2 separate regions of the Homo sapiens genome follow, and region 1 is linked to region 2. A link is a loop called in an ENCODE intact Hi-C map of the cell type or tissue named here. Cell type or tissue: adrenal gland. All regions are shown on one strand. Each heading gives the region's core, and the rest is flanking DNA. Links, peaks and the distances in the headings are about the cores only. Region 1 has its middle 12 kb from the start of DMBX1. Region 2 overlaps FAAH (fatty acid amide hydrolase).

Region 1 (14,852 bases), core at 4,024-12,023, 73 kb after region 2:
CGTGACTGGACAGTGGGAATGGGAACATTTCCATATGAGGGACGTTGGAGTGTGGACTGGAGGGATGGGGGCTTGAGACTCTGCCTGCTGGCTTTGCATAGCAAACGTGCTGTCTTATGAAGATTGCCTGCCTATTTAGGACTGCTCAGGACTGCTGGTAATTGAGGGAAGGGCTAGTGCCGCCTAAATCACCCGGACACCACTGGGGTTAAGCTCAGGGAAAGCACTGGCCTACAAAAGTCCAGGCCCAGAAGTCATTTGAGCTCAAGATGGCAGTCTGTTGGGTCATCCCAAAGGTGGATAAAGGGCGTCAGGGATGGGCTGAACCCCCAGGCGTGGGCTGTGTGCACGTTCTTACCCAGGAGTGGGACTGTAGGTTTGTGTGCAGCCCACATGCAGGGCATCCTGGAAAGGGCTTATTTTGCCTCTTCAGCAAGCACCTCCCCCATCGCTGCTGGGTGCTTGGACCCTCTGAGTGCGACGGATGCCACTGGGTCCTCTTCTGCCTCATGCCCTCCTGGCTTCTATCCTCTTGGCCTCTCTACTCTTGGCTGCTCCATGTCCCTGTTTCTACCTCTTAGTGTCTTGTCAAAGGCCTGTGAATCTGTGTCCCTGTCTCTGTCTGGCTGTATCTCTCTCTGTCTCTGTGATGATCTCCGGCTCTTCCTTGTCTGTCTCTAAATCTTGGTGTCTCTCCATCTGTACCTCTCTGCTTCAAGGCTCATCTTGCCCTCGGCAAGCCTCTGTGTGGCTCAATGTGGTCTCTGTGCTCAGGTTTTGTTTTTTGTTTTTTGTTTTTTTTGAGACAGAGTCTTGCTCTGTCACCCAGGCTGGAGTGCAGCGACATGATCTTGGCTCACTGCAACCTCTGCCTCCCAGGTTCAAGCAATTCTCGTGCCTCAGCCTCCCGAGTAGCTGGGATTACAAGCATGTGCCACCACACCTGACTGATTTTTGTATTTTTAGTAGAGATGGGGTTACACCATGTTGGCCAGGCTGGTTTTGAACTCCTGGCCTCAAGCAATCCATCCGCCTCTGCCTCCCAAGGTGCTGTGATTACAGGCATGAGCCACTGAGCCTGGCCTATGCTCAGGTTCTAAGGATGCTGTAGGTCAGGAGCTGAATGGAGAGAAGAGGCTGGGAGACAGGGTGTCCTGGATGCCTAGTGTCCCCTCTGAGGGGATTTATTCTTCAGAATCTGCACTTGGACTCAGTCTAGGTCAGTCCAGGAACACTCTGAAGGCCCCAAAGACTTCGCTTCCCACTTTATACTGTGTTTCAAGGGAAGAGCCTTGCCTCCATTCAGACAGGCAGCCAATTTCTCTGCAATTTCCTCCTTTCTCCATTTTTTTTTTTTCCAAAATGAGAAGGAATAGAGCAATGATTTTTGGAGTCAAACAAACTCAAGTTCAAGTTCTGGACTTGCTAGTAGTAAGCTCTGTGATAAGGAGTAAGGTATTTGATCTCTCTCAGCCAGGGACACCTCATCATCTATAAAATGGCGATAGGAACAGTCCCTATCTCTCTGGATTGTGGTGAAGTAAAATGTGTAAAGCACTTAACACAGAGCCTGACTCAAGAACTGGAAGCCATTTTTATTGCATTTCCTTGATTTTTTGTTTACAGAGCCCAACACATGCGTAGACCCATAGGAATCTTATTGAATGAATGCAGAGTTCTCTGTTGTTCGTTTCCTTATTTTCCTTCTGGCTCCCTTTCCTTCTATGGATGAATGGGCCAGGAGAACCTTTTGAGCATCCCGTATGCACCCAGCCTTGAGCCTGGTTCTGCAAATGGTGACAGGCTCTGTAAACAATAATGAGATCTATATGTGGGGTTTGGCTCTGCAAATAGGGTCTTTGTAAAGTCTAGGGTTCTGAAAATGGTAACATGTTCTGCAAATTATCATTGGATCTGTGACAGTGACAGATTCAGAAATCAGTGATGGGATGTGCTCTGCAGATGGTAGTAGGCTCTGCAAATACTGATGAGCTTTGCATATGATTTCAGGCTCTGCAAACAATGGCAGGCTGCAAACTTTAAGGCTCTGCAAACAATGATGAGCCTTATAAATAGGGAGAGACTCTGTGAAGGGTAATGGGCTTTGCAAATAGTGATGGCAAGCCGCGATAGGCTCTGAAAAAACTGAATAATCATTCTTAAAGGACAAGAGATCCCTCCTGTGGGTCCCTAAAGAATAAAGCTCTGTCTCAGTACCATGGACAGCAAGCCCCCCCTCCCCTCCACCGCCCCCAGCCGCCCGCCTGCCCCCCTGCCAACACACACACACATCCCATTCCCTTCCAGGCCTAACTAGATCGCCTCTGTCCACTTATTCACTGATGTTGGGTATGTGTTGTGGGGTGGAGGATGTAAGTGAGAAGTAGGACAAGGAGAAGAACAAGGCCATGTTCCCACTCTCAAGGCTTTCAGTTGGTCGAGAAGACAGACTTCTAAGTAGCCAAATAGAAGGATTGTGTCTGTGTTGACAAATCTGTTCTCAGCGTAGCTATTTGTGAGGTAGAAGGTATCTTTCCACATCAGAGGCTCTCAGAATGCTAAAAGGGTGTTTAAACTACATTGGGCCTCCTAGGGGAACTGAGAAGTCAGCTTTGCAAAGCATGTCTTGCAGGCTCCAGCCGACCTTAAATTCTAGCTGGCACCTGAATAGCTTTGTAGCAATTTAAATTTCTTTGCCTGTCCTTTCCAGATCTGGCCACATTAACAGGTCTGTATCACAGGGCACATGCATACCTCTCAGAGTACAGGGCCTAGGGAGGGTAAAACAAGAATCTGTTTTAGATGGGCTGTGAGTAAGGAGCAACGGTGCTGAGGGTCTGATGGTTGTTGAGAGTGGGATGGAGACGATGACATCATCGAGGTGGAGATAGTTGGATAGCCATGGAGGTGGTGGTGGTGCTAACATGCTGGTGGAGGTGGGGGAAGAGCTGGAATGTTGACAATGATGAAGGTGACAGGGAAGTGATGGATATAGTCAAAGTACTGTGGGCAAAGTAGGCCCTAATGGGAGATAGGTTGACTTCTGGTTCTGACATTAGCCGTGTGACCCCAGGCAACTTATTTAACTTTTCTCTGCCTCAGTTTCCTCTCCCATAAAATAGGGATGCTAATAATGCCTACCTCATAGAGTTCTTGTGAGGATTAAATGAGTTAATAAAATCTACACAATACTTAGACTAGTGCCTGGCCCATAATAAATACTATCTAAGTGATAGCTGCTATTACTTGTTTTTTGTTTGTTTGTTTGTTTGTTTTTGTTTTTTTTGTTTTTTTTAGATGGAGTCTCAGTTTGTCGCCCAGGCTGGCATGCAGTGGCGAGATCTCGGCTCACTGCAACCTCACCTCCTAAGTTCAAGTGATTCTCTTGCCTCAGCCTCCCTTAGTAGCTGGGATTACAGGCGCATGCCACCACACCCAGCTAATTTTTGTATTTTTAGTAGAGACAGGGTTTCATCATGTTGGCCAGGCTGGTCTCGAACTCCTGACCTCAGGTTATCCACCCACCTCCTGATCTCAGGTGATCTGCCCACCTCAGCCTCCCAAAGTGCTGGGATTACAGGCATGAGCCACTGCGCCTGGCCTGCTATTTCTGTTAAGGAGGGCAGTGGAGGTGGTGATGATGAAGGTGGGAGTGGTGGCAATGAAGTTGATAATGGTGAGAATAGGGATAATAATAATGAGGATAAGATTTATTGAGTACTAACTATGTACCCTGCACTATTCTAAGTACTTTATATGTAATAACTTGTTTAATCATGACAGCCCTCTGAGGTGGCTAATATTACCCTCATTTAAAGACTATGAAACTTAGACACCGAGGGGTTAAAATATGTGATCCAAGGCGACACAGCTAGTAAATGGAGGTGCTCCAGAGCCTGTGCTCATAACCATTGCTAAGTGGGGATGAGGATGGAGTTGGTGATAGCAGTAGTGATTATGGTGTCCTTGTGGAAGCAGGGTTGGGGGTGGAGACCATGGTCGAGGTGGCCTGGGCAGCAGTGGCTGTGGTGATGACAGGAGGAGGCGGCAGTGAAGTGCTGATGGAGGAGGTGAAGGTGATGGGGTCTGCGGGGGCAGTGAAGGCCGGCTACAAGAACACCCACTGCCCAGCTCCCAGCAGGGCTTTGCAGCTGCTGCTATGAGGCTGTGCTCTGAGAGCAGGGAGGACAGCAAGGAGCTCACTTTCTGTTCAGCAGCTGGGGGTTGTAGGTCCCAGACAGTGAAGTGGAATGGAAACAGGCAGACTCAGGGTAGAGGGGTAGAGGGGTAGAGGGATGTGCAGGGTTTTCCACTGGCTCTCCACCCTTTCCCCGCAATTTGGCATTCTCTGACCCCATAACTACCAAGTCTGCACGCTCCATGCCAGGGCCTGATCTGCACTAATGGAGCAGACAGCAGCAGAGGTAAGCTGCCCACCCCATCTGAGAACCTCCCTGCCTCGCGCCCGCCCAGTGCCAACTCTGGTCTGCTTCTCGCTTGCTGCTGCGCTGAGGGGAAGCCTTAATAGAGAATCCGCCTCTGTGCCGCCGCCCCCCACCCGCCAGCCCATCCCTATTATCAACACCATCAACGGCGGCAAATGACACTCTCGGAATCTTGACTCCAATCTGATGCCTGGTCCCCGGAGCCGCAGAGAGGCGCAGGCCAGCCAGGCTGGGGGCGCTGGGGAGGGTATGTGCAGTAATAGGATGTGGCCGAGGATGGTCTATTAGCAGCAGCGCAACCGCTGATGAGCCCCCTCCCTAGCCCCTTGGCGTCCCCATCCCCGCTCAGCCAGGCACAGCAAGAGGCCTGGGGGCTGCTGGGGTGGGGAGCAGGAAGGAAGGCAGCTGCGGGGGTGGGGCTAGGCTAAGCCATCCTCAAGTCCAGACATCAGGCTCTCTTGGGGGGACATGGGGATAGGAGGGGGAATCTGAAGAAATGAGGCCACTCAGACACTTCCTTCTGACCATGTGTCTGGGGAGGAAGAGGAGTAGGGGAGCAAGTGGTCTGTCTGAAGGTGGGTGATTTTTCCTGTTGCTCCCTGGGAGCAGCCTGGGGTTTCAGGTCTAAGGAGCCTCAAGGAACATGCCATCCAGCCTTCCTTCTCTGGCCTCACCTGGAAATCTCTCTGGCATGGGAAGCTCAGCACCTCCCTGGGCTGCCTCTCTCATTGCTAAGTGCCTCCTCATTTGGAGTACTGATTGGTCTTTCAGGACTTACTTTAGATCAAGATTTACCTTAGACCAAGACCCCTCCGAGGCCCTCACCCCACAACCAAGACAACCTTCCAGGGTTTTGGAGCCAGAAGGTAGGTCTCATTTGCTCACCTGGGCCCTCATCCCTCCTCCTGGCCACAGATCTTCTGATTGATGTATAGTATGTGTGTGGAAATGTTATAAGAGTCTGGGGGTGGATGGCTGGACCCACTACAGGGCCCTAGAGAGGCAGGGGAGATAGTGGAAGGAGCCCTGGGTGAGTGCAGGACACCCGGGTTCCAACCCAGATCATCTGCTGGTGACCATGGGTGAGTTACCCACATGGCTCACCCTAGTCTGCCTCCCCACAACAACCCCTCAACAAAGGCCTGCCAGGCAAGGTGGCTCACGCCTGTAATCCTAGCACTTTGGGAGGCCGAGGTGGGTGGATCCCTTGAGGACAGGAGTTCGAGATTAGCCTGGACAACACAGTGAAACCCCATCTCTACTAAAAATACAAAAATTAGGCGGGTGTGGTGGTGGATGTCTGTAATCTCAGCCACTCAGGAGGCTGAGGCAGGAGAGTTGCTTGAACTTGGGAGGCAGAGGTTGGCCACTGCACTTCAGCCTGGGCAACAGAGCGAGACTCCATCTCAAAAAAACAAAACAACAATGCAAAAAAAACAAAAACAAAAACAAAACAAAGGCCATGGCTGAGAAAAGGGGATGATGAAGTCAGCTTCTCTCCCTCAGGGGACTGGGTAGATCAATGCTTTAGGGGGTAAAAGTTATGAATTTGGGGCTGGACAGTCTATAAGCATAGTCTAATTAATACTCCTTCCACCCATGCATACACAGCACCACGTGGATAGAAGAAAATGAGGCAGAGTAGAAAGTGGGATTGGAGCCGGGCACAGTGGCTCATACCTGGAATCCCAACACTTTGGGAGGCCAAGGCGGGAAGATTGCTTTAGCCTAGGAGTTCGACACCAGCCTGGGCAACATGGTGAAACCCCGTCTCTACTAAAAATACAAAAAATTAGCCAGTAGCTGGGACTATAGATGGTACACACTTACAGTCCCAGCTACTTGGGAGGCTGAGGTGGGAGAATCACTTGAGCCGGAAAAGGGTAGGTAGGTGGGGTTTGAGGCTGCCAGTGAGCTGTGGCTGATTGCACCACTGCACACCAGCCTGGGCAATAGAGTGACATCCTGTCTTAAAAAAAAAAAAGAAAAAGAAAGAAAGAAAAGAAAAAGAAAAAAAGAAAGAGGGCTCTTGGGCCTGACTGTGTGTGCTGGGGTACACCATGGAGGGGCTGGAAGGCAGGGTTCTGTCCTGTCCTGAAGGGTGCCTGGTAGGCTAGGAGCCTTGGCACTTGGGCCAGCTGGACAAAGCTCCCTTCTGGGCTTCACAACAGGAGAGAAAGGCTGGGCCTGCCTTAGAGAGGACCCTTGGGACAGGCCAGAGAGGGAGGGAGAGGAGCCAAGCCTGGCTCACAAACCTCCCCTGACCCCTGCCAGGTCTGGGCCTCAGACCACGGCACTGAACTCAATCTGTTCTGCCCACTGCCCCCACCATGTCTCATAGTCCAGAGGCTACAGATGTCCAAGCTGTTTGCCTCTGCTGAGTGGCCACCCTCAGTGCCCCCAGCAGGGGCCTAGCCATCAGTCACAAGGCTGCCAGTCCTCAGGGCTGGACATGCAGAGCTGGATGTGGACCAGTGGATGGCAGGCAGCAGGGGGCACTGACTGCTACGCATGGGCTGCCTTGGAGGCCTCCCTATGCCTTCCCTGCCCCCTTTTCTCTCCCCCAGCCCACCTGTGCCCTCACCTGTGCCCATATCTCCATTCCCCTGTCACCTGGGTCTACTTTACCTGCCATGTCTCTGGGCCCTTCTCACCTGTGCCCCTCTGATTTGTCCCCTCTCTCTTCCTTCATCAGATCCCTCTCCCTTACCCCTCCTCTCCAGTCTCAGGGCCACTTCACCCCAGACTGACTTCTCCTGTTTCCTGTGTCGGTCTCTCCCTCCCGCTCCGTACCTTAGGGGTGGAAAAGTCAAGATTCAGCCTTTGAAACTCCATCTTTCCAACCTTGCTGCCCTTACCTCAGCCTGGCCCTCTCCTTTTCGAGGCAGCTGCCAGTGGGGGAATTGGAACATCAAGGCAGAATGGGTTTTTTGACCCAACCACGGGCATGTGGAGGTGAGAGGTGAAGGCCTTGTGTGATTGCGGGAGTACATAAAGAGCCTGGGAGGGGCACCCAGGGGAGAGGGTGCAGTTCTGAGAGCCAGACAGCAGGGGGCGGCCGATCCTTGGTGACGTCTGGTTTGTTCCTGTTCTTCAACCCCCTGGCTGGAATTACCCAAAGGGGTAAGTGTTGAGTACATTGTGGGTGGAACCCTAGGGCCCTCAGAAGGGGCAAGCTTTCTCCCAGTCTGAAGTTGGTCCTGGATTGTTAGCTTTTTAAAGAAACCCTTATCTGTTACCCCCAAAACCCCTCTCTATTTGAAATCCTGCAAGGGATGAGTGAGCTTGGGGTTTAGACCCTTGGAGGAAAGGGAGGGGAAAAACGCATTTTGGTTTTCCTGGGGAGCGCTATCTCCTCTGTCCTCAATCCTCAGGGAGGCTGGCATCTTGCCTCTTAAATGGTCCTATTTTGGGTTACAGAAGGAGTAAGAGTCTCCCTCCCAGCCCCCAAAGAATCCCCCTCTCTCATCTACAGGCAGCGTCCTCGCTCCACGGAACTCTCATACCTACACCAGCTCTGGAAGGGAGCAAGCCCAGGGCGTTCCCTATAGACCTCCTGTCCTGTGCTAATTGGCACAGAGGAGGGAGAAGGGTCTGGGAGGAGTGGGCCCTCCGTATGTGACAGTGTGACAGCAGGTGCATTCACCGTGTGTGCACAGGTGTGTGTGTATGAGAGAACCACAGTCCGGTCTGTTCTGTCGGTGAGTCCTGACATGAGTGTTTCAGTGCTCCCTTACCCCACTTTTGAGGAAGGAGCTGAGCCTGAGTGTGAGGTCACAGCAACTGTGTGTGACACTGATGCCAATTAGGTGGAGTAGCCCTCTGGGGCCTGCGTCACCACCCTCTTTGTCCTCAGTGCCTGCAAACTCACTATTAAAGTTTTTATCCTCGGGAAGGAAGGCACTGCCTCAGATTTTGAATAATATAATTATTATATTACATTAATAATGTGATGGGACAGCATGAGAACCCAATGTACTGGAGGGGACCCAGGAAACTGGACACAGAGGGTGGCAAGGGAGACTTCCTGAAGAAGGCTAGACTTGATGGGGAGGGGTCTTTCAGATATCCCTGTGACTGCAGACAGGAGGAACGGCCTGGTGCAGTCATTTTAGGTCCCGTAAACACCTTTCTGGGCCTCCCATGATGCTGGGAACTGGAACTGAGATCCTCAGGGTAACACGCCACCCCTCCCAAGCAGGCCATGGGAGGTTGGTAAATATTGTAATCAGATTAGTGGAGTGGAGACAGCAGAAACTATGGTGGGAAAATGCTCTGGGCTGGCCTGGCCCCCACCTCTCTCCTGGGAATCCACCCTCTTGCCCTGCCCACCTCCTCCCCTGTGGGCCCCAAGGCCATCCTGGCTCCTCAGTGACCCCTGCCAGCCTGGGTGACCCACCTGGCACCTGGCCCTCTCTGAGCCTAGTGGAGGTTTCTGCATCCTGGGTCTCCTCAGCTTAGGAGAGCGATGGGGCAGTAGAATGCCCAGCCCTGTTAACACCCTCTTCCCTAAGAAACTAGCCCTTTGGGCTGCTTTTCTCAAGCCATGGAGCCCAGGAGAGACCCCTGCCCCTTCCTCTGGCCGTGATGCTGCTCACCTGTGAGACCGGCATGAAGCATCAGGAGTTCAAAGTGGTCATGGGTGGAGAGAGTGTCTGGTACACGACACAGGTTTAATCAGGGTCGAGTCAGAATCACTTCCCTCTTCCGTCTTCTCATGGCCAAACTGAGCACAGGTCTGGGTCCCTGGGGTACTGGGAAGCCTGGTCAGGTGGAATGGCATAGGGCAGAGTGAGGCAGATGCATCCCACGGAAAGGTAGGGGTGTCTGCCCAGCTCAGGAGGGGAAGGGCTGGGAGAACAGGGCTGGCATTCTGTGGAGCCTGGGGTGGGGAACTGGGGGAGAAAAGCTGAAAGGTTGTGAGATGGAGAGTTAAGGATTGTGGGCTGAGAATCAGGAGAGGTGGATATTGGGTGGCTGAGGGGCTGGGAGTCTGGGGTCCTAAGGAATGGGATGATATTGGGAGGGGCTGAGGATTTTGGATATTGGGAAACTTAGGGGCTGAGAATTAAGAACTGGGGTCCTGGGGGGGGCTAGGGTGGTAGGGCCTGAGGAGACCAGGTTAAGGTGTTTGGAGGCTGAGGAACTAGCAGGCCAGTGTAGCTGACACGGGGGGAAAGGAAGTGGAGAAACATGCTCATGGACAGAGAAGGGTGTCCATGGGTGGATGGCAGGCTGTGCCCAACAGTCCTAGGCCAGGCCTCCCTCAGCCCCTGTGGCCGTGCTGGGGCCATGGGGGCGGGCAGCGGGCCTCTCCTTGTCGGGCTGTCAGAGCGGGTTAGGCTCGGGGAATTGGTTCTCTGGATCATCTCCCGGGAGCCAGCCCCTCCTGGCAGCTTTGTTTGGCAAAAGCGCAGGGATTAGCAGGGCTGCCCCCACACCACCTCCCGGCCGCTAGCTCCTGGCGCTTTCATCCCTGAAGGTCGCTAAAGCCGAAGTGCTTTGAGATTAGGCCCCACAAAGGGGCCCCTTGTGCTCCAGCCAAGCCTTAGGGGCAGGGAGGGGAGGGGGTCCCGAGAGCTCAGTGCAGGCCAAGCCCCTGAGATAAATCCTTTTCTCTGTCCCTGTCGCATCCCAAAGGGTCCCCCAGGCCAAAGGCCAAAGACCCCTCTGACCCCCCTAGCCCCAGCTCAGAGACTGTATCCCCAGTCGAACCTGGTAAGGGAGCATCCCAGGCCCAGCCAGCCTGGCCCAGAATATCAGCATCCACCTGTGGTCATTTCAGGGTGGAGGTGGACGAGGGAGTAGAGCAAGAAGGGCTGCAGGTCTCAGGGTAGCAGTTGGAGTGGGTCTAGATCACAGAGTGAGAAGGAACATCAGTCTGCACTGCTCACTGAGCAGATGGGGAGACCAACCAGGGCTCAGGATAAGAAGGGGCTTGCCTCAGGTCACACCAAGTTGCTGGCCAAGCTGAGGCAGGAATGTAGTGAGCTCCCCCTTTTCACCAGGTGTTTGAACCCAGGCTAGAGGTCAGCAGGTGTTCTTGATGGGGAAGGGGCAGTTTTGTGCTTTCTATGTAGAAGAGAATGGTGTTTCACATGTTTGCATTTCATGGGCCAGCAAAAAATGTTTTAAATATGAGTTCCAGAATAAAATTGCCAGCTATTAATTTTGCCATATAAGGGCACAGATGGAAAACTACTAACTGCTGTCAGCATCATTTTATTAAAAAGAGGATATTTTAGAATCAAAAAAGTAAAAAAGACATAATCCCAGAATAGAGAGGATAGATCTTCAAATTGAATAGATGTAGCTTTATGAAAATTTTCCTATAAAAACCTTATTTTTCTTATTTATTGGTATTTGGATGAAAATGTTTTGGGGATCCTAGACCGAGCAATCTTGGAGAGGTTCCCCACCCCAGAGGGCTAAGGCTCCTAGGCCCTATGCACTCAGGTCTCCTAGATTAGAGCTCTGCCTACTCCTCTGTGTCGGGGTGGAGTGGGGGAGGGGGTAGTTGTTTCAGGTCTAGTGCTGGGAAGACTGGGCTGCTGCTTTGGGGGCTCTGCTGAGAGGACAGCCTTGGCCTTGGCCCTCTCATTGGCAAGGAGACTTACGGAGAGGAGGGGGAGGGAGCAACCCTGACTGTGGGTCGATAGACGAAAATTTCTCCCTGTCCTCTTGCTCGTAAAATGTTTGTGGCCAACATATTGCACAACATTCCCAGAGAGGCCACAAAAGGCAGTGCTGGGCTGGCAGGGTCAAATGGTGCTCACGGAGCCCAGCCCCTCTTCTTGGCCCCCTGGCTGGGTCAAACTGTGGGGCTGGTCATAGGGAGGGGTCCACAGTAATTGGGGAGGTGGTGGTGGGTATATAGGATTAGCCTGAGGAACATCAAAGGTGCTCAAGAAATCCCTTGTGAGAAAGTGTTCACAGGGAGGGGGTTGCCAATGACAGTGAAGAACTGATAGTATTAGCTGATACTTATGTGGCATTTCCCACATACCAGGCATGGTGCTAAGTGGTAACTCATTTAGCACAATCTTTATAACAAACCGAGGGGGTAAGCATGATTATTTCCCCCATTTTCCAAATAAGAAAACTGAGGCACAGAGGTTGACTTGCCCAAGGTCACAGCTAGTAAGTAGCAGAGCCTGGTGAGGAAGCATCCCTCCCTCATCCCCCTGAATTTGAACCCAGGCAGTCTGGCTCCAGAGTCCATGCATTTAATTACCATGCACGCTATAATGCTGTATTGTGGTTCTAAGCAAGAGATACTTCAGAGTTCCCACCATCCCTTGGCCCTACCCTTCCAACTTCAAGATAGCTCCTCCTGGGATTTGGAGACATCAAGAGGTGCTCGTCATCTTGCAGACACTGGGTAAAATGGTAATGTCTCCTTGCCTAGTTGTGGCAGTTTAAAAAAAACACGCCCACAAATTCTTTGATAACTTCTTCCTTTGAGAGGTGGAGCTTAATTCTCTTCTCCTTGAATATGGGATGGACTTGGTGACTTGCTTATAATGAATAGAATATGACAAAGTGGCAGGATGTCACTTTTGAGATTAGCCTATAAAAGACTACAGCTTCTGTCCCCCCCGCCTCTGTCCCTCTCTCTCTCTCACTCTCTCTCTGTCTCTTTCTCTCTGATCCATCTCAGCCACCATATAAAGAAGTCCAGGCTATACTCCTAGAGGCCACATGCAAGAGAACTGAGGCATCCCAGCTGACAGCCAGCACCAACTGCCGGGCATGTGAGTGAACTTTCCTAGAATACGACCCTCCAGCTCCCATCAATCAAGACTGAAGATGATATAGCCCTGGACAGTGCGGCTTGACTGCAGCCTCATGAGACACCCAGAGTCAGACCACCCAGCTAAGCTGCTCCTGGATTTCTGACCCTCAGAAACTATGATACAATAAATATTTGTTGCAAGCCACTAAGTTTGGGGGTAATTTGTTATGCAGCAATGGATAACTGATAAACCTCACCAGTCTCACTATTGGGAATCTCATCATTAGAGTTTCACCCTGTGAGTGGGTTAAGTCACAATCTCCCCCATGACTCTCCCAACCCTGAGGTAAATAACAACTGGGCTAATGCAGATTATCTGAATCAGATAATGGCTAGAGGACACCTCCAATCCAGTTAGGAGATGCCATGCTGAGGATGGCATGTTGCTGCTTAATCATTCGTAATTCTTAATCTTGATCATTCTCAACTCACCCAGGGCTGGGCCAGGTGTCACAAGCAGGTGTACAAGCAGCTTTGATAGAGTCATACTTCATAGCTTTCCTATATGGCTGGTTCCTTCCAGGAAAAACCATCCCTTGCTTTAGTTGACAGTGAGAGGGGCAGGGCTGTCTTGGGGATGAGGAATTGAGGAGCACTGGGCTTTGGCCATAGTAGGGCCCAGGCTCCACAGATCCCATCTTTTGGGCTCTCTCCATTCTCTGCTTGTAGTGGCCACAGCTGCATTTGTGGGACTCCTCAGCATCTTCCAACCTCCTTTCAGAGTCCCAACCCCTGGTTGCTCAGTGACCCAGTGTTGGAAGTTAGCACAGTGTGACCGTGCACATCTCAGTGTCCCAGTGTGTATGCGTGAGTGTGTGCAGACATGGAATGGGAGGTATCTGTGTGTAGTGTGTGCTGGGGGCCTTCAAGTCGCATGCATTTGTGTGCAGGTGCATCTGATTTGTGGGTTTCTGGGTTGGAAGGAGTATGTGTGCAGCTATATTTCTATGTGTATCTGGAAGAGCGTGTACATGTATGAGATATGTGTATCTGCATGATGGCTTTATCAGGGTGGGGGCCCCATGCACTTTGTGTTTGCGTCTGTGTTTGCTGCGTTTGGGATGTGTATCTGTGTGTCTGTGTTTCCATGGCCAGGCACCAGCCTGAGGTGTGCCTGAGCTGTGGTCCTCAAAGGGTTAAGGGAAACCAGCGCCACCATAACTCTTAATCATAGCTTTGCAAGCTTAGCCAGTGCCCCTGTTGAAAAATGTTTCAAAAAGCAAAATAAATGATCTTTTAGTTACAGAAGTATTGATTTTGCCCACATCTAGTAATAAAGAGCAAGTCACCTGTAGCTAAAACTCTTGTAAAATATATTTTAGACTCTAATAGTCTGCAGATAGAGTCACCCGCTGAGCACAGATGACAAATCTCCCCAGCGCGGCCTGCGCCCCCATATTTCACGTCAGGGACGTGGTGGTGGCGCAGGCAGCGACAGAGCTGGGCCTCGCCTCGGGTGAAGACGTGGCCTGGTTGGCTGGAAGAAAAGAAAAAAGCCAGACTCCTGGCACATGGTACATCCCCCTGCCTCTACCCTGGGCCCACAGCACCAACCTGGGTGGAGATTTAAGACCAGCCGCCCTGAAGATAGAGTGGGCCTCCTCTGTCTGGACCCCTCAGGAGCTCCTCCCAGGTTCTCAGAGGGCCATGCCTCTCCCCAGCACTCTGTGGGGGCTGACAGTTTGGGAATGCTGAGGCTGGATTTGAGAGAAGAGTGAACAAGGAGGTGGGGGCTCTTTCCTGGTTTGAAGGCCAGTTACCCCAGGTGTACACAGGCATGTTCACACATGTGCCACACTCAGGCCTTTCCCAGGCCTCCTTGTACACACAAGGGGCACACTTAGTCCTCAGTGCACACAAACATAAGGCAATCTCTCGGCACATGTATGTAGGGGGACACACTTGACCCCCCTACCATGTGTGAATGTACACAAACGTATGACACTTGGCTTTATGCAGTCAGACACACACTTGCGTGTTCCCCAAGTGAAGGGGTGCACATCCAGTCCCTTCACACAGACCTGTGTAGTACATCTAAAGCACCAGGCCACATCCTCTCTACCCAGAGAATTCCTTCAAAAAATTGACTTCTGTCTGGGACCATCAAATAGTCACTCTGCCTTTGGGGATGAGAACGTGTACCATACTCATATTACATATACAGATTCAGGCCGGGCACGGTGGCTCATGCCTGTAATCCCAGCACTTTGGGAGGCTGAGGCGGGTGGATCACTTGAGGTCATGAGTTCAAGACCAGCTTGGCCAGTATGGTGAAACCCCATCTCTACTAAAAATACAAAAATAAATTAGCTGGGCGTGGTGGCAGACGCCTGTAATCCCAGCTACTCAGGAGGCTGAGGAGGGAGAATCACTTGATCCCGGGAGATGGAGGTTGCAGTGAGCCAAGATCGTGCCATTGAGCTCCAGCCTGGGTGACAGAGTGAGACTCCATCTCAAAAAAAGAGAGAGAGAGAGAGAGATCCAGATCCAGCCAAAAGCCCTCTTACACATCTGCCTCTCCAGGTGGGAGGAGCATTGCTTAGTGGGAACTCCTTATCTCTTGGTCTCCTTTACTTCCCAGAGCAAGTGCAACCGGAGAGGAAGCCCAGGCC
Region 2 (14,852 bases), core at 5,964-13,963:
GTATCTGTGGGACCTGACAGGTGGGAAGGCTTTACAGGTTGGGAACCGCAGGACTCAGGAGGGTGTGCCTGGGTGGGAGACAGAAAGAGTCACAGAAAATTGTGTTCAGCAGATGTTCCGCAAGTGATTTTTGAGTTGGGGCAGAGCTGGAACTAGAACCTAGGTGCCCGCTGCACTCTGCAGCCACACTTTCGTGGAGAGGAACAGGAGAGAGATATGAGGAAGGCACCTTGCATGCCAGCCCAGGGTGTAGCCCTGCATGTTGAAGGGGGCCAGCCCCTCCACACCTGTGGGTATTTCTCCTCAGGTGGGACAAGAGACTGAGAAAAGAAATAAGACACAGAGACAAAGTATAGAGAAAGAACAGTGGGCCCAGGGGACCACCGCTCAGTATAGGGAGGACCCGCGCCAGCACTGGTCTCTGAGTTCCGTCAGTATTTATTGATCACTATCTCTACCATCTCGGTGAGGGGGATGTGGCAGGACTATAGGGTAATGGTGGGGAAAGGGTCAACAGGAAAACATGTGAGCAAAGGACTCTGTGTCATAAGTTTAAGGAAAGGTGCTGTGCCTTGATGTGTATGTAGGCCAGATTTATGTTTGACTTTATACAAGCATCTCAGTGCAGTAAACAACAGTATTGTCACCAGCATGTCTCACCTCCAGCCATAAGGTGGTTTTCTCCTATCTCAGTAAATAGAACGTAGGATCGGGTTTTACACTGACACATTCCATTCCCAGGGACGAGCAGGAGATAGATGCCTTCCTCTTATCTCAACTGCAAAGAGGCCTTCCTCTTTCACTGATCCTCCTCAGCACAGACCCTTTACGGGTATCGGGCTGAGGTATGGTCAGGTCTTTCCCTTCCCACAAGGCCGTATCTCAGGCTGTCTCAGTGGGGAGAAACCTTGGAGAATACCCAGGCTTTCTTGGGCAGAGGTGCCTGCAGCCTTCCGCAGTGCATTGTGCCCCTGGGTACTCAAGACGGGAGAATGGCGATGACTTTTTGCCAAGCATACTGCCTGCAAACACATTTTTAACAAAGCACATCCTGCACAGCCCTAATTAAACCTTGAGTCAACACAGCACATGTTTCTGCGAGCATAGGGTTGGGGCTAGGTTTACAGATTACCAGCATCTCAAGGCAGAAGAATTTCTCTTAGTACAGAACAAAATGGAATTTCTTATGTCTACTTCTTTTTACATAGACACAGTAACAGTCTGATCTCTCTTTTCCCCACACATGTGTTGCGGTTTTGGCTGGCTGTAATGTATGAATTTACTCCAAACCATCCCTGGGGCCAAGATATCTCATATTTATTTAGTAAGATAAAAAATATATCTGGTTCCAGCCTCCACTCACCAAGCTGGCTGAAAAGTCCACCATCAGTCAGTTTTTAGGGTTTCTTCCTTCCAGAGTGAGAGGGCCCTGGTGGTCAACCCAAATTGGCCATCTCCCCTACACAAGCACAGGTTCTTCACTGTCTAGTTGCCCTCTCTGGCTGGGCGCTGGAGGTCCTCCTTAGAGATCCTCCTGTTTATCCCTGGCTCTGTGCAGCCAGCTGAGTTCTGCCAGCTCCAAGAGCAGCGTGGGCAGCACTAGCAGGGATCTGCTCACAGCTCTTGCCTGCAGAACTCCCCTCCTGGTTGCAAGGAATCCACCTGGCTGGCAGGGGTGTGGGATGGTAGCAGGATGGGTCTTCCTGCACTTCGGCTCCAAACAGCAGCATCTATATGGTTTTCCTCTGGAGCAACTGCTCTTCATTATTTTTACGAACAGATTATTCCAGGACAGAAGTTTTGGCTCTGAAAGCTTGGCTCTTTCAGGAGGAGAAGCGGGAAATTACCTTTCAGGTTTCCAGTGATTGTGGTTTTGAGTAATCAGCAAAGGGGTGGGGTCCTGATTGACAATAGCTTTGTAGGCTTTGCGGGGGAGTAGGATTTTTTTTTGGTTTTTGTTATTTTTGTTTTTTGTTTTTGAGACGGAGTCTTGCTCTGTCGCCCAGGCTGGAGTGCAATGGTGCGATCTCGGCTTACTGCAACCTCTGCCTCCCAGGTTCAAGCGATTCTCCTGCCTCAGCCTCCCGAGTAGCTGGGATTACAGGCGCCTGCCACCATGCCTGGCTAATTTTTGCATTTTTAGTAGAGACGGGGCTTCACCATGTTGGCCATGGCTGGCCTCGACCTCCCGACCTCAGGTGATCCGCCCGCCTCGGCCTCCCAAAGTGCTGGGATTATAGGCATGAGCCACCGCGCCTGGCCAATGCCTGGCTAATTTCTGTAGTTTTAGTATAAACGGTTTCGTCATGTTGGCCAGGCTAGTCTTGAACTCTTTTTTTTTTTTTTTTTTTGAGATGAAGTCTCACTTTGTTGCCCCAGCTGGAGTGCACTGGTGCAATCTCGGCTCACTGCAACCTCCACCTCCCGGGTTCAAGCAATTCTCCTGCCTCAGCCTCCCTAGTAGCTGGGGTTACAGGTGCCTGCCACCATGCCCGGCTAATTTTTGTATTTTTTAGTAGAGATGGGATTTCACCATCTTGGCCAGGCTGGTCTTGAACTCCTGACCTCAGGTGATCCCCCTGCCTTGGCTTCCCAAAGTGTTGGGATAACAGGTGTGAGCCACCTCACCCGGCCAGGACGTGGGAGTTTTAGCTGAACCCAGCCCAGGCTTGGGAACAGCTCTTTCCCCCGCCTCTCCTCCCTTCTGCCTACAACTCCTAAGGCACCCTTCTGTTTGGCTCTGGAGTCCTTGAATGATGGGCAGGTAGGATCTGTGACTGTCTGGGCAACCTTTCTTCTGGGGCTCTTAGCCCAGCCCTGAATCACAAGGGGGCACCTGAGATAAGCAGGGCTCCAGCAGGCCCTGGGAGAACACAGCGATTTGTAGTAAAGCTCCTGTCTGATAGATTCTGGACAAAGCGATTTGGCAACCAAGATTCTTTTTTTTTTTTGAGTCAGAGTCTTGCTCTGTTGCCCAGGCTGGAGTGTAGTGGCTCAATCTTGGCTCACTGCAACCTCCGCCTCCCGGGTTCAAGTGATTCTCCTGCCTCAGCCTCCTGGAGTAGCTAGGACTACAGGTGCCTGCCACCACATCCAGCTAATTTTTGCATTTTTGGTAGAGACAGGGTTTCGCCATGTTGGCCAGGCTGGTCTCGAACTCCTGACCTCAGGTGATCCGCCTGCCTCGGCCTCCCAAAGTGCTGGGATTACAGGTGTGAGCCACCACTCCCGGATTCTTGGCTGTGTCCAAGGAGGACACAGCTGGATGAAGGGGTACCTAAACACCTTCTGAATTTTCACAAAATAGTTCACCTCTCTCTAAACTCTTGAGCAAATCTAGAGAAAAATGTGTTTCTGGTAATTCTGTTGACGCTTCACCCATTTTTTCCCACCCTGCCCCCTGAATAAGTTTTGATATCTTTTCTAGACCGAAGAGAAGGACCACCATCAATAGAATAGTATAGCTGGGAGAGACATCACAGAACACCTATTTATGCCCTTATGCCTTTGTACATGCAGTTTTGTTTTACCCTGAATGGTTTTTCCTACATCTCTTACAACCCGCTTATCAATCCCACTGGCATTGTGGTTCAGAAGGAGAAAACAAAACAGATGGAGGAGGGGCAATGCCTCCTAAGTGATTGGTAGAGTATCCCTCTCTTGAAAAATTGTGCATGCAGGTGGCCACAGGTTTAGATGTTACCTGTATACTATACTTCCCTGCATTCTCCGCAAAATCAGGTTTCCGCATGTTCACTGATTGGTCTTCTGGAGGTGCAGACTTACTTTGGTGTCTAGGAGAAAATGTCTCAGCTGCCTGACACTAGTTGAAGATTTAAAAATAGCTGTTAGCAGCTGTGTCATTAACTGTCAACAGGCAAGAACATAGGAAAGAATGAAAATGTGTGCTGAGCGTGGAGGGGAGCACATTGCTAGCTGCTAGCTGCCGTGCACAGGCACTCTGTGGGCGCCTTGTAGCGAGGTCGGGGGAGTTGGTGACCGGACTGTCAGGTGGCAGTTATTCCAGGGTGGTGAATGCTCTGCTGATTTCGATGTCCTTCTCCATACTCTTAGGCATTTTTTAAAATACAATGAACCTGTATTTATATAATGAAAACAAAAATAAAGCAAAATTTGATTTTCATTGTGAGATGGGAAAGGCAAGATGCAGTACTGTGTGTATAGTATGATTCCTTTGTGCAAAAAAGAATATATATAGACAACTGTTGACATGGTGGGTTTTTCATAAATATTTTCTTTTCCTGTAAGAGTACACCAGAAACTGTTAATTATAGTTTTCCTTTATAGAGGAGGGACTGTGCAAGGAGAACCAGGGGTGGAGGGAATGCTCACTTTTCATTTTGTATACCTTTAAAGAATATATCAAGAGGATTATCTAGTGTGTTTGGGGAGAAGTCTTGAACCCATTTTTTCTTCTTTGTAGCTCCTTGTGTTAGAAAAAAAATCCAAAGTAAGTACTCTATCAGTTCAATGAATTCAGGGAAGTGCTCCTGACACTGAGGACATCAGGGGGCAGAGGCTGTGGCATGTGCTCGGAGAGGGCAGGCGCCAGGCTCTGGGGTGTGGGGGGTGGGAGGGGGCAGTGGTGCCTGGGTGGGGAGAGGTGCACATGAGTCTGAGAGGACCACAGCTTGGAAGCACCTCCTGGAATATGCTCTGGAGCCTGTGGTGTGATGAGATGGGGATTTTAAGGGGAGAGGCAAGGCCAGGTTGGGTTTTGCACTGTCTGGCCCTAGTGGAAAGTGTGGGTTGGAGGTGCAGGACCTGGGCAGGGCAGCAGTTGGGTGGCCGCGTGTGACCTAGGAGACAAGGATGAGTCTGAGGCCCGGTGAGGGCCTTGGTAGAGGGGATGGAGAGGTGACCATTTTTCAGAGCTACTTAGCTTGGTGACTGGATGCAGGTGGTGGTGGGAAGGAGGAGCCAGAAAGACACCTGTTTCATTTCCTGAACACCTGGATGGATGGCGGGGCCTCCCCTGAGTACAGGGTACAGGATACATAAGGAGGAGCTGGTCAAAAGTCGGGCAGGTGATGAGCTTAGAGGAAGGACAGGGAAGGTGGACAGGTGACAGGAATAGCCCAGTGAGCTGGTTTGGGCTCCATTGCCTCGGGCTGGGTAGGGGATCTGGGGGATGTGGGATGAGTGGAGAGCCTGGAGTCAGAGGTGCTTAGGGGAGGAGTGGAAGCCAGGGTAGGGGAGGAGGGTAAGAGGGGAGGGGAGGAGGGGAAGGGTAGAGGGGAGAAGGGGAAGCAAGGGGAGGTGAGGAAGGGAAGGGGAGAAGGGAAAGGAAGGGGAGGGGAGGAAGGGAAGGGAAGGGTAGAGGGGGAGGAGGGGAAGCAAGGGGAGGGGAGGAAGGGAAGGGTAGAGGGGGAGGAGGGGAAGCCAGGGGAGGGGAGGAGGGAAAGGGTAGAGGGGAGGAGGGAAACCAGGGGAGGGGAGGAGGGGAAATTGGGGAGGGAAGAGGGGGAAGTGGGGAGGGGAGGAGGGGGAAGCAGGCCAGGGGAGGAGGGGGAGTAGGGGGAGGGGAGTAGGGGGATTAGGGGGAGGGGAGGAGTAGAAGCAGGGTTGGAGGGGTGGGAGGAATGGAAGCAGGAGGAGGGGAAGCCTTCTCCCAGAATCAGAGAGGGAAGAGAAGGTACCCAGAGCTCTGTCTCTCCCCACATCTGGCATCTTCTTATCCTTCAAATCACAGCTGAAATGTGGTTTCTTCAGATAGGCAGCCTTTAAGAACTGGAACACTCACTGTGAGGGTCTGCGGCTTCATTCTTGAAGTCAGTGAGACCAAGAACCCACCAATTCCGGACACAGAATGAATGTGTAAACCCTTCCTTTTGGGTGTGGCCTTCAGTCACAGACCCAGCCTCCCAAGATGGGGTCTTCTTGTTTTTGCCCTTCCCTGCTAGAGGTTGGCAACCCCCTGAGTAGTGTTCAGAGCTGCTCTGTGGGTGTGGGGATGGCATGGGGTCAGGTGCAGGCAGATGGCTGGTGGGCAAGAAGGCACCTCTCTCTCAGCCTCAGTTTATCTGTGCAATGGGAATGGCAGTAAGACTTAATCAAAACATGGATGACATCAGCGTGGTGTTGGCACACAGAAGGCAGCCACTGCTGGTGTATATTTGTAGTGGTTTAATCATCAGTCTGGAGCTAGGCACAGTAGCATGTGCCTGTAGTTCCAGCTACTCGGGAGGCTGAAGTGGGAGGATCACTTGAGCCCAGGAGTTCAAGTCTAGCCTGGGCAACACGGCCAGACACTGTCTCTAAGGAAAAAAAAAACCTACTTGGGCAGGTCGGCTCGCTGGGCACCCCTTCAACAAGCTTCTGGAGGAGACAGAGCTGCATTCTCTAGGGATGGCAAGGGCCTGCCCAGGCTGGGCCATGTCAGAGCTGCTGGGGCATGGGCCACTGGTGTCTGCTGCAGGCCCATGAGACTTCGGCGAGTAGGGGACTGATCCGAGTTTGTTCCCCACAGAACCCAGACCTGGACTCAGAGGCGCTGCTAGCCCTGCCCCTGCCTCAGCTGGTGCAGAAGTTACACAGTAGAGAGCTGGCCCCTGAGGCCGTGCTCTTCACCTATGTGGGAAAGGTAAGGCCAGCCAAGGCCAGCCCCTCCCTGGGAAAGGTAAGGCCAGCCAAGGCCAGCCCCTCCCTTTCCCCTCCCTCTGTCCGCACAGGCTGTGGGGAAAACCTGGCCTGGAGTTAGTCCTGCTGGGGGCCATGGTGGGACCTACAGTGCCAGGGACTGCCAGGGAGGGAAGGAGCCAGAGCGTGTGCGTGTGTGTATGTATGTGTGTATGAGACACTGAGCATGCTGTCTTAGCTAGTAACCTGGCTTTTAGCCCAGACTTCCCTCTCCCTCCTGCCTCCACCCCATTGGGCAACAAGTCTGGTCTGTTCCCTTCTTTTTTTTTGAGATGGAGTTTCGCTCTTGTTGTTCAGGCTGGAGTGCAATGGCACAATCTTGGCGCACTGCAACCTCCACCTCCTGGGTTCAAGCAATTCTCCTGCCTCAGCCTCCCAAGTAGCTGGGATTACAGGCATGCACCACTACACCCGGCTAATGAAAAGAAAAAAAATTTTTTTTTTTTTTTTGAGATGGAGTCTCGCTCTGTTGCCCAGGCTGGAATGCAGTGGCATGATCTTGGCTCACTGCAGCCTCCACCTCCTGGGTTCAAGTGATTCTTCTGCCTCAGCCTCCTGAGTAGCTGGGAGTACAGGCACCTGCTAACACACCCAGCTAATTTTTGTATTTTTAGTAGAGATGGGATTTTACCATGTTGGTCAGGCTGGTCTGGAACTCCTGACCTCAAGTGATCCACCCGCCTCGGTCTCCCAAAGTGCTGGGGTTACAGCTGTGAGCCACTGCAGCTGGCCCCCAACTAATTTTTTGTATTTAGTAGAGACGGGGTTTCACCATGTTGATCAGGCTGGTCTCAAACTCCTGACCTCAGGTGATCCACCCGCCTCGGCCTTCCAAAGTGCTAGGATTACAGGCGTGAGCCACCATGCCCGACCCCGTCTTTTTTTTTGAGATGGGAGTCTTGCTCTGTCGCCCAGGCTGGAGTGCAGTGGCATGATCTTGGCTCACTACAACCTCCACCTCCCGGGTTCAAGTGATTCTCATACCTCAGCCTCCCGAGTAGCTGGGATTATAGACATGCACCCCCATGCTTGGCTAATTTTTGTATTTTTATTTGGCCGGGCTGGTCTGGAACTCCCAACCTCAGGTGATCCTCTGAAAGTGCTGGGATTACAGGCGTGAGCCACCGCGCCTGGCCTGTTCTCTTCTTTTACCCAGCCCTCTCCTGTCTCCATCCCCTTTGGCCACCCTGGCCCGCCACCACCATCTCCCGCCATGCCCAAGCACCAGCCTCCTGGTCAGGTGCCCTCTTGTGTCCCCAGCTCTTCAGGCCATCTCTTGTACTCCTCCTCTGTGTGTGGCATCACCTCTGGCCAAGGCCTTCTGGAGCTTGGGTGTCAGCAGCTCTGCACTGGCTTGGGTGGGGCTCCTTTACCTGGAAGGCTGTTTCCCTCTTCTTTGCCCCTGTCCGTGCCACGGGCTCCCCTGGCTGAGCCTTCGGGGCTCAGAGCAGGAGGCACCGTCTTCCATTCGCCACCTGAGGTAGGGTTTCCTCTTCCAGGCCTACTCTCATTCTAATAGCACATTTCTCATCACAGTGTCAGGCTTGTCTTCTCTATCTCTTTCCCATGGGGGGTCTTTGTGGACAGAGCTTGTCTCATTTGTCTTTGAACCTTAGTGCTCAACATGTTGCATTTCACGTAATAAATGCTCAAGAAATATGTTTGAAAAGAAAGGGAGGGAGGGAGGAAAGAAGGAGACAAATTGTGCTTTGAGTGTGGCCTGCATGATTTCTTGAAAGGGTGTGGGACAGTGAGTGTGACCCCTAGGCAGGTGAACTTGTCTGGGTGCAGTGTATGTGACAATGCTGTGGGGGCTGCAGCTGAGGAAGCGAGCGCATGCTGGGCTGGTGTCACTGAGAGGGGGCACGTACATAGTCTCAGCAGATGGTCTTGCTTCTTCCCTGTCAATGTCCCTGAAAGGCTCCTGCCCTTCCTAGTTAATCTAGTCTATCTGGTTAGATTAGCCTTCTCTGTTCCTGCCTCGGGTACCCCGGGGACAGATTTTGCACATGCCTGAATATGGCAACACAGCCCACCCTGTTTCCCCCAGATACTCCCCAGGAGCAGGAATATTTACTGAAAGCTGCATCTCACTCTGCCCTCACCTTTCCTTCTGTAGGACCCTGTGTGGTGAGGTTTGAGCATTCTAGGCAGATTTCCACTATTAGCATGTTCTTCCCTTTTGTCAAGCTCCTACTCCACATGGCTTGATTATCAAATTCAAGATTTCCTGGGTAAGGGGAGGCTTGACTGGGCTACATGTGGGGAAGGCGTGGGGTTGAGGAGAGACTGCTGGGCTCCGGGAGGCAGGAGTCTGGTCTAGTCCTGCTCTGTGGTTGCCCTTCAGTGTGACCAGTGATGGGGCGCTGCCCCTGTCTGGTTTCTGTCTGCCTCACTGGCAGAGATGTGGCTTGGGGGAGGTGAGGGAGTGGCCAGTGGTCATCTTCCTCCCAGCTCACCCCCTACCTGGGGGGCACCTGAGGCCAGTATCTTGCTCCCTTGAGTGTCCCGGTTGTGCCCTGGTCCTGGTTGAAGGCCAGAGACAGCCAGGATGAGGCCTGGGCCAAATGTCCCTAGTGAGGCAGATGCTGAGCCCTAGGTCATCCTCTGTGCCCCAGGCTCTGGGCCATGTTGCTGGTTACCCCTCTCCCTGGGTATACTTTAAAAGGCCAGTTCTACATGATGTATATTTCACCACAATTTCTTAAAAAGGCCAGCCTCCTTTTATCTTATGTCTACTTCCCCTTCCTCAGGCCTGGGAAGTGAACAAAGGGACCAACTGTGTGACCTCCTATCTGGCTGACTGTGAGACTCAGCTGTCTCAGGCCCCAAGGCAGGGCCTGCTCTATGGCGTCCCTGTGAGCCTCAAGGAGTGCTTCACCTACAAGGTATGCTCTGCCTCAGCGCCAGGCCTCCATCGTCCCCTCCATCCCTGCCAGCCTGCTCTGCATCTTGGGTCATTTTGGGCCCTTAGAGGAGGTATCAGGTCCAGAGGCCTTCCGAGGGGACACTGGTATACCTGTTTTGGCCTGTGTGACAGTTGTTGGAGTGGACCCTTGGCTGCCCACGGGCCCTGACTCACTCCCTTCTGGTGCCCATCCCTCCTCCCAGGGCCAGGACTCCACGCTGGGCTTGAGCCTGAATGAAGGGGTGCCGGCGGAGTGCGACAGCGTAGTGGTGCATGTGCTGAAGCTGCAGGGTGCCGTGCCCTTCGTGCACACCAATGTTCCACAGTCCATGTTCAGGTTGGGTCTTGGGGTGGGGCGGGGCGGGGCAGGGGCACCGGTCCCAGCATGGCACGGGCTGACCCATTCTTGGCTCCTCCAGCTATGACTGCAGTAACCCCCTCTTTGGCCAGACCGTGAACCCATGGAAGTCCTCCAAAAGCCCAGGGGGCTCCTCAGGGGGTGAAGGGGCCCTCATCGGGTCTGGAGGCTCCCCCCTGGGCTTAGGCACTGATATCGGAGGCAGCATCCGCTTCCCCTCCTCCTTCTGCGGCATCTGCGGCCTCAAGCCCACAGGGAACCGCCTCAGGTAAGGTGGGTGGAGGGCGCTTCTGGGCCCCTCGCTGTGTGACCTTGGCCTAGCTTCCAACCTCTCTGGGCTCCAGGCGGGGATTCGGTCTCCGGGGTTTTGCTGGGAGGAAGCATTACAGTACCACTGGCCGGGCGTGGGTCCTAGTTTCCAAAGCGGTGAGTGTTCAGAGCTGCTCTGTGGGTGTGGGGATGGCGGCGGGTGGCCATTTCCTGTTTCCAGCATCTTATGTTTCTTATCCAGCAAGAGTGGCCTGAAGGGCTGTGTCTATGGACAGGAGGCAGGTGAGGTCCGTGGTGCTCTCAGTGCCCCGAGGAGGGTGGGGGTCGGCCTGACCCGCTTCCGCCCGTGCTTCTCAGGTGGCAGGGCAGTGTCTGGCCCCCAGGCTGCTCTAGGTCTGGGTTCCTCGCTCCTTGTCTGCTTACCTCCCTCACCTCTCTGCCCCACAGTGCGTCTCTCCGTGGGCCCCATGGCCCGGGACGTGGAGAGCCTGGCACTGTGCCTGCGAGCCCTGCTGTGTGAGGACATGTTCCGCTTGGACCCCACTGTGCCTCCCTTGCCCTTCAGAGAAGAGGTGAGCAGGGCTGGGTGGGCATGAATGTGGACCGCTGAACCCAGACAGCCACCCCAGGCCTTGTGGGCAGGCCTTGGAGCCCCTGTCTCCTGAGAACCGTCCCCCAGGCCTCTGAGGCCAGGGCGGGTTGCTCCTCCACAGACGGCCACCAGATGGAGCCCTTGCCTGCATTTGGAAATCCTCAGGCTTTTTTTTTTTTTCCTTTTCTTTCTTTCTTTTTTTTTTTTTTTTTGAGACTGAGTATCGCTCTGTCCCTCAGGCTGGAGTGCAGTGGCGCGATCTCGGCTCACTGCAAGCTCCGCCTCCCGGGTTCACGCCATTCTCCTGGGTTCACGCCATTCTCCTGCCTCAGCCTCCCGAGTAGCTGGGACTACAGGCGCCCGGCACCACGCCCGGCTAATTTTTTTTGTATTTTTAGTAGTAGAGACGGGGTTTCACCGTGTTATCCAGGATGGTCTGGATCTCCTGACCTCGTGATCCGCCCGCCTCGGCCTCCCAAAGTGCTGGGATTACAGGCTTGAGTTACCGCGCCGGCCGGAAATCCACAGGCTTTCAAAGGTGCCCAGCCTCAGCTGCTGGCACCAGGGATGCAGGAATCATTTCCCAGCCTGCTGACCTTCAGCAAACAGCAGCCTTTCTAACAGTATTCCTGTCCACATTTTGGGAGCAGCACGCCACGCTGCCTGCAGACCCCAGCTCATGTAGCCTGTTCCTGCCAGACTTGCTGCTACGTGAGCCAGGGTCTGCAAGCAGCGTGGTGTGCTGCTCCCCAAAATACCACCACAGCAGCCTGTTGCTGAGACAGGCTGGGCTTGTTGCTTTCTGTGGCGAGGCAGCACTGTCTTGCAAAGCCTTAGGATCATCTCAGAGGGCAGGAAGGGTGGGGAGATCTGCTGAGATTTTGAAGTCTGGTTTAAGGTGGATCTTTCAACATGGGGGTTGGTTAAGATTGGTTTAAGTTGGTTAAGATTGGTTAAGATCCTTAATCCCCATGTTAAGGATTGGTGGGCACAGCAGGGTGTGGATTTTGAGGCGAGAGGTGTCAACCGATGCTTCCTGTTGAAGAGTTGGAATGAATCGGAAGGTTATTTGTGTTATGTGTGTTATTTGGAGGAGGTGGGGGAGTGGCCAGTGGTCATCTTCCTCCCAGCTCATCCCCTACTGCGGGGCATCTGAGACCAGTATTTTGCTCTCTTGAGTGTTCTGGTTGTGCTCTGGTCCTGGTACTCTCTCTCTCTCTGTCTCTGTGTGCGTTGGGGTTGAAGGCCAGAAACAGCCAGGTTGAGGCTGGGGCCAGATGTCCCCAGTGAGGCAGGTGCTGGGCCCTAGGTCATCCTCTGTGCCCACTCCAACAGAGTGCAGGAGCTGTAAAGTTAGATTGGTGCAGACAGAGGAAGAGTGAAGTCACGTTAATGTAGACAGTAAGCTGTGTGACGTAAGCCCCGTTTCTCAGCAGTCCAGCGATTGTCTATCTTGTACAGACCTCTTGCCCTCGCCCCAGCCAAGGTTGCCTTGGAAAGGCTGAGGGTTTGTGGACGGGAAGGAGAGTGGGCCTTGGTGTTTCTTGGGAGTGGGGCAGCAGGGCAGATCTGGGCTGGGTAGGGTGAACTCCCCCTCCCCAGGCAGAGGGAGATATTCTAACCGAACCCACGGGGATAGGCAGCCGTGAAGTCCTTCCTCGGAGGAGAGGAGGAGATGAGGTCCCTGTCTGGAAGTCTGGAACAGTTTATCATGAGAGCCAGGACAGGTGGTGGAGAGCCTCAGCTCAGAAGACAGGATGCCTGCATTCCAGACCTGTCTTGTCACTCTGCATTGGGTAGCTTTGGGCAAGTCCCAGTCCCACCTAATCTCCCTATTGAGACCTCAAGCCTCAGTTTCCTCATATGACCAGTAGGAATCCTTATCCTTGCTCTGCCCACCTGAGTCACTGTGAAGGTGTTTTATGAAAGGGTCAGATGCAGAAGGGGCTGGCCTCGCTGACTGCAGCCTCGCAGCTGTGTCTGGGGCTGAGTAGTTTCTCTGATCTCTAGGGGTCCTGCCTAGGGTTGTCTTCTCCTGACCTGCCCCTGTCCCCTGTGTTTTCCCTCCAGGTCTACACCAGCTCTCAGCCCCTGCGTGTGGGGTACTATGAGACTGACAACTATACCATGCCCTCCCCGGCCATGAGGCGGGCCGTGCTGGAGACCAAACAGAGCCTTGAGGCTGCGGGGCACACGGTATGACTGCAGGGTCCTGGAAGTACTGGCATCTCCTCCCCTCACGGGAAGCCTTCCTGGTACCCATGGCTACTCCATCCCTGGCATCCTGGCACTCTGACGATGTTGTCGTCGGGGTGAACTGTGACCCTGTGGGACAAGTATATAGAGGGCTGATCAAGAGTATTGGAGTGAGTGATTGATGGAGAACTTTAGCCCTGTGCTGTGTGATGTGTGAGCACTGCATGTGGGGAGGCTCTTCAGCTCTAAACAGTGGTGCACAGCTGTCCAGAGGCTCCCAGGGCCAGTGGGTTTTGGTCTGGTCATTACACAACTTTATGTGTGGCTCCAGACTTCTCTCATGCTGTGCATTCCACAGTGAGTTTTCATGGGTCAGTAAGGCTGCCTTTGTAGCTCTAGTGAGAGCTATCTTGTGGGCAGGGTTGGTCCAATCCATCCTCAGGGCCGCCCAGACAGCATGGGGATCATGAAGCCAGTTGTTAGGTCAGGAGGCCTTACACCCCTCAATCCCTGCAGCTGGTTCCCTTCTTGCCAAGCAACATACCCCATGCTCTGGAGACCCTGTCAACAGGTGGGCTCTTCAGTGATGGTGGCCACACCTTCCTACAGAACTTGTGAGTGATAGTGGGCTTTGGGGTCTTGGTGGGATCAGACAAGTAGGCAGACCTGGGGGAGCAGCAGGGTGTGGTGATGCCTGGATGGGCCTTAGCTGAATCCAACAAAGGCCTGAGCACTCTGGGCAGGGACCTCGCTGTCCCTCCAGCTGGGCACATTGAGCCTGGAGATCCCTTGCCAGGGTGCCAGCCCGAGGGGAGGCTGGGTTGAGTATCTGTGGCCTACCCCTGATCTGAGCTTGTTGTGAGGTAGGAGGTGGGCAGGAGGTTGCCTCTCTGTTTGGGAAGGATTTGGGCCAAGGGCAGGATCCAGGCAGGAGGGTGGGGGTTTGGACTTGATGCTGTGACTCCAGGCTCTGTCTGACTTGAGCCAAGTCTTCTTTTTGAGCAGGACCTCAGCTTTCTCTCCTGTAAAGTGGGTGGGTTGGACCAGACTCCCTTTAAGGGACTTTGCAGAGCTCATTTTTAGAGAAGTTCGTTCCTCTGGGATGCTTCTAGTCATTAAAGGTGTCAGGGGCAGAGAACAGGCCTGCAAAGGTGCCTCCTGGTGACATACCTCTGCTGGATGGACTGGAACCCTTCAGAACACAGTCCCCCTTCCTCCACTTCACTGATGGAGAACTTGGCCCTGCAGCCTGGAGCTTGGCCCTGCAGCTTCACTCAGTCAAGGGCCCAGCCTGTCATGTTCCTTTCCTTCCCCTAGCAGCCAAGTGTGGTCCAGGCTTCAGTGGAAGGGGTCACTCCTCACTCTGGCCCTGGGAATGAGTCCCCAGGATCAGCTGCCTGAGACCTTTCCCTGAGATCTTGAGCCAGAGATAGCCTCAGAGCCCTGCTTCATGGGCAGCCCACCCTCGATTTCCCCACCTGTGCCTCCAGGCTGTACCTCCCTAAGGGGAGGTACCCTCAGGGAGGCCTCATCAGGGAGATGTTGCCCTCAGTTCTTAGAGCTCTGAGCTGGGTTTGCTGGAGAGGGATACCCTGAGTCCTGCCTTGGGGAGCTCCCGTGGATGTGGGTTGCAGCCCAGGCATCCCAAAGGATCAGCAGAAACAAACGGCATGTTTGGAAGGAGGGAGCTGAGTCTGGTGAGGAGGAGGTGGACAGGATCCCTGCATAGAGAATGGGATTGCTGTGGGCCGGGCGAGCAAGCTGGGAAGGATGTGGGGATGGGAGTGCCTGGACCGAGCATTTTGTTTCCCAGCAAAGGTGATTTCGTGGACCCCTGCCTGGGGGACCTGGTCTCAATTCTGAAGCTT

Evidence for each region. Peaks named below come from ENCODE experiments on the same cell type or tissue, not always from the same donor. Only the 100,000 strongest peaks of a DNase experiment are listed, where the experiment ranks them.
Region 1: a loop joins it to region 2, with 6 times the contacts of the local background. A loop is called at or near these places in 5 of 110 quality-filtered maps.

Annotation. Positions count from the first base shown.
Region 1 is chr1:46,470,105-46,484,956 of GRCh38, forward strand. No RefSeq gene overlaps it. Among named protein-coding and RNA genes, the nearest start is that of DMBX1, 12 kb to the right of the region's middle. In adrenal gland, for the core only: a CTCF peak has its summit at 7,480 (motif pointing right); a DNase peak (open chromatin) is centred at 7,487.
Region 2 is chr1:46,395,601-46,410,452 of GRCh38, forward strand. FAAH (fatty acid amide hydrolase) reads left to right here. Exons shown (of 15, transcript NM_001441.3): 2 at 6,491-6,604; 3 at 9,414-9,548; 4 at 9,772-9,905; 5 at 9,988-10,194; 6 at 10,438-10,478; 7 at 10,644-10,768; 8 at 12,859-12,984; 9 at 13,501-13,598; 10 at 14,798-14,852. Among named protein-coding and RNA genes, the nearest start is that of FAAH, 8.7 kb to the left of the region's middle. In adrenal gland, for the core only: CTCF peaks have their summits at 10,910 (motif pointing right) and 11,110; DNase peaks (open chromatin) are centred at 6,631, 10,751 and 11,469; H3K4me3 peaks cover 327 bases; H3K27ac peaks cover 2,127 bases.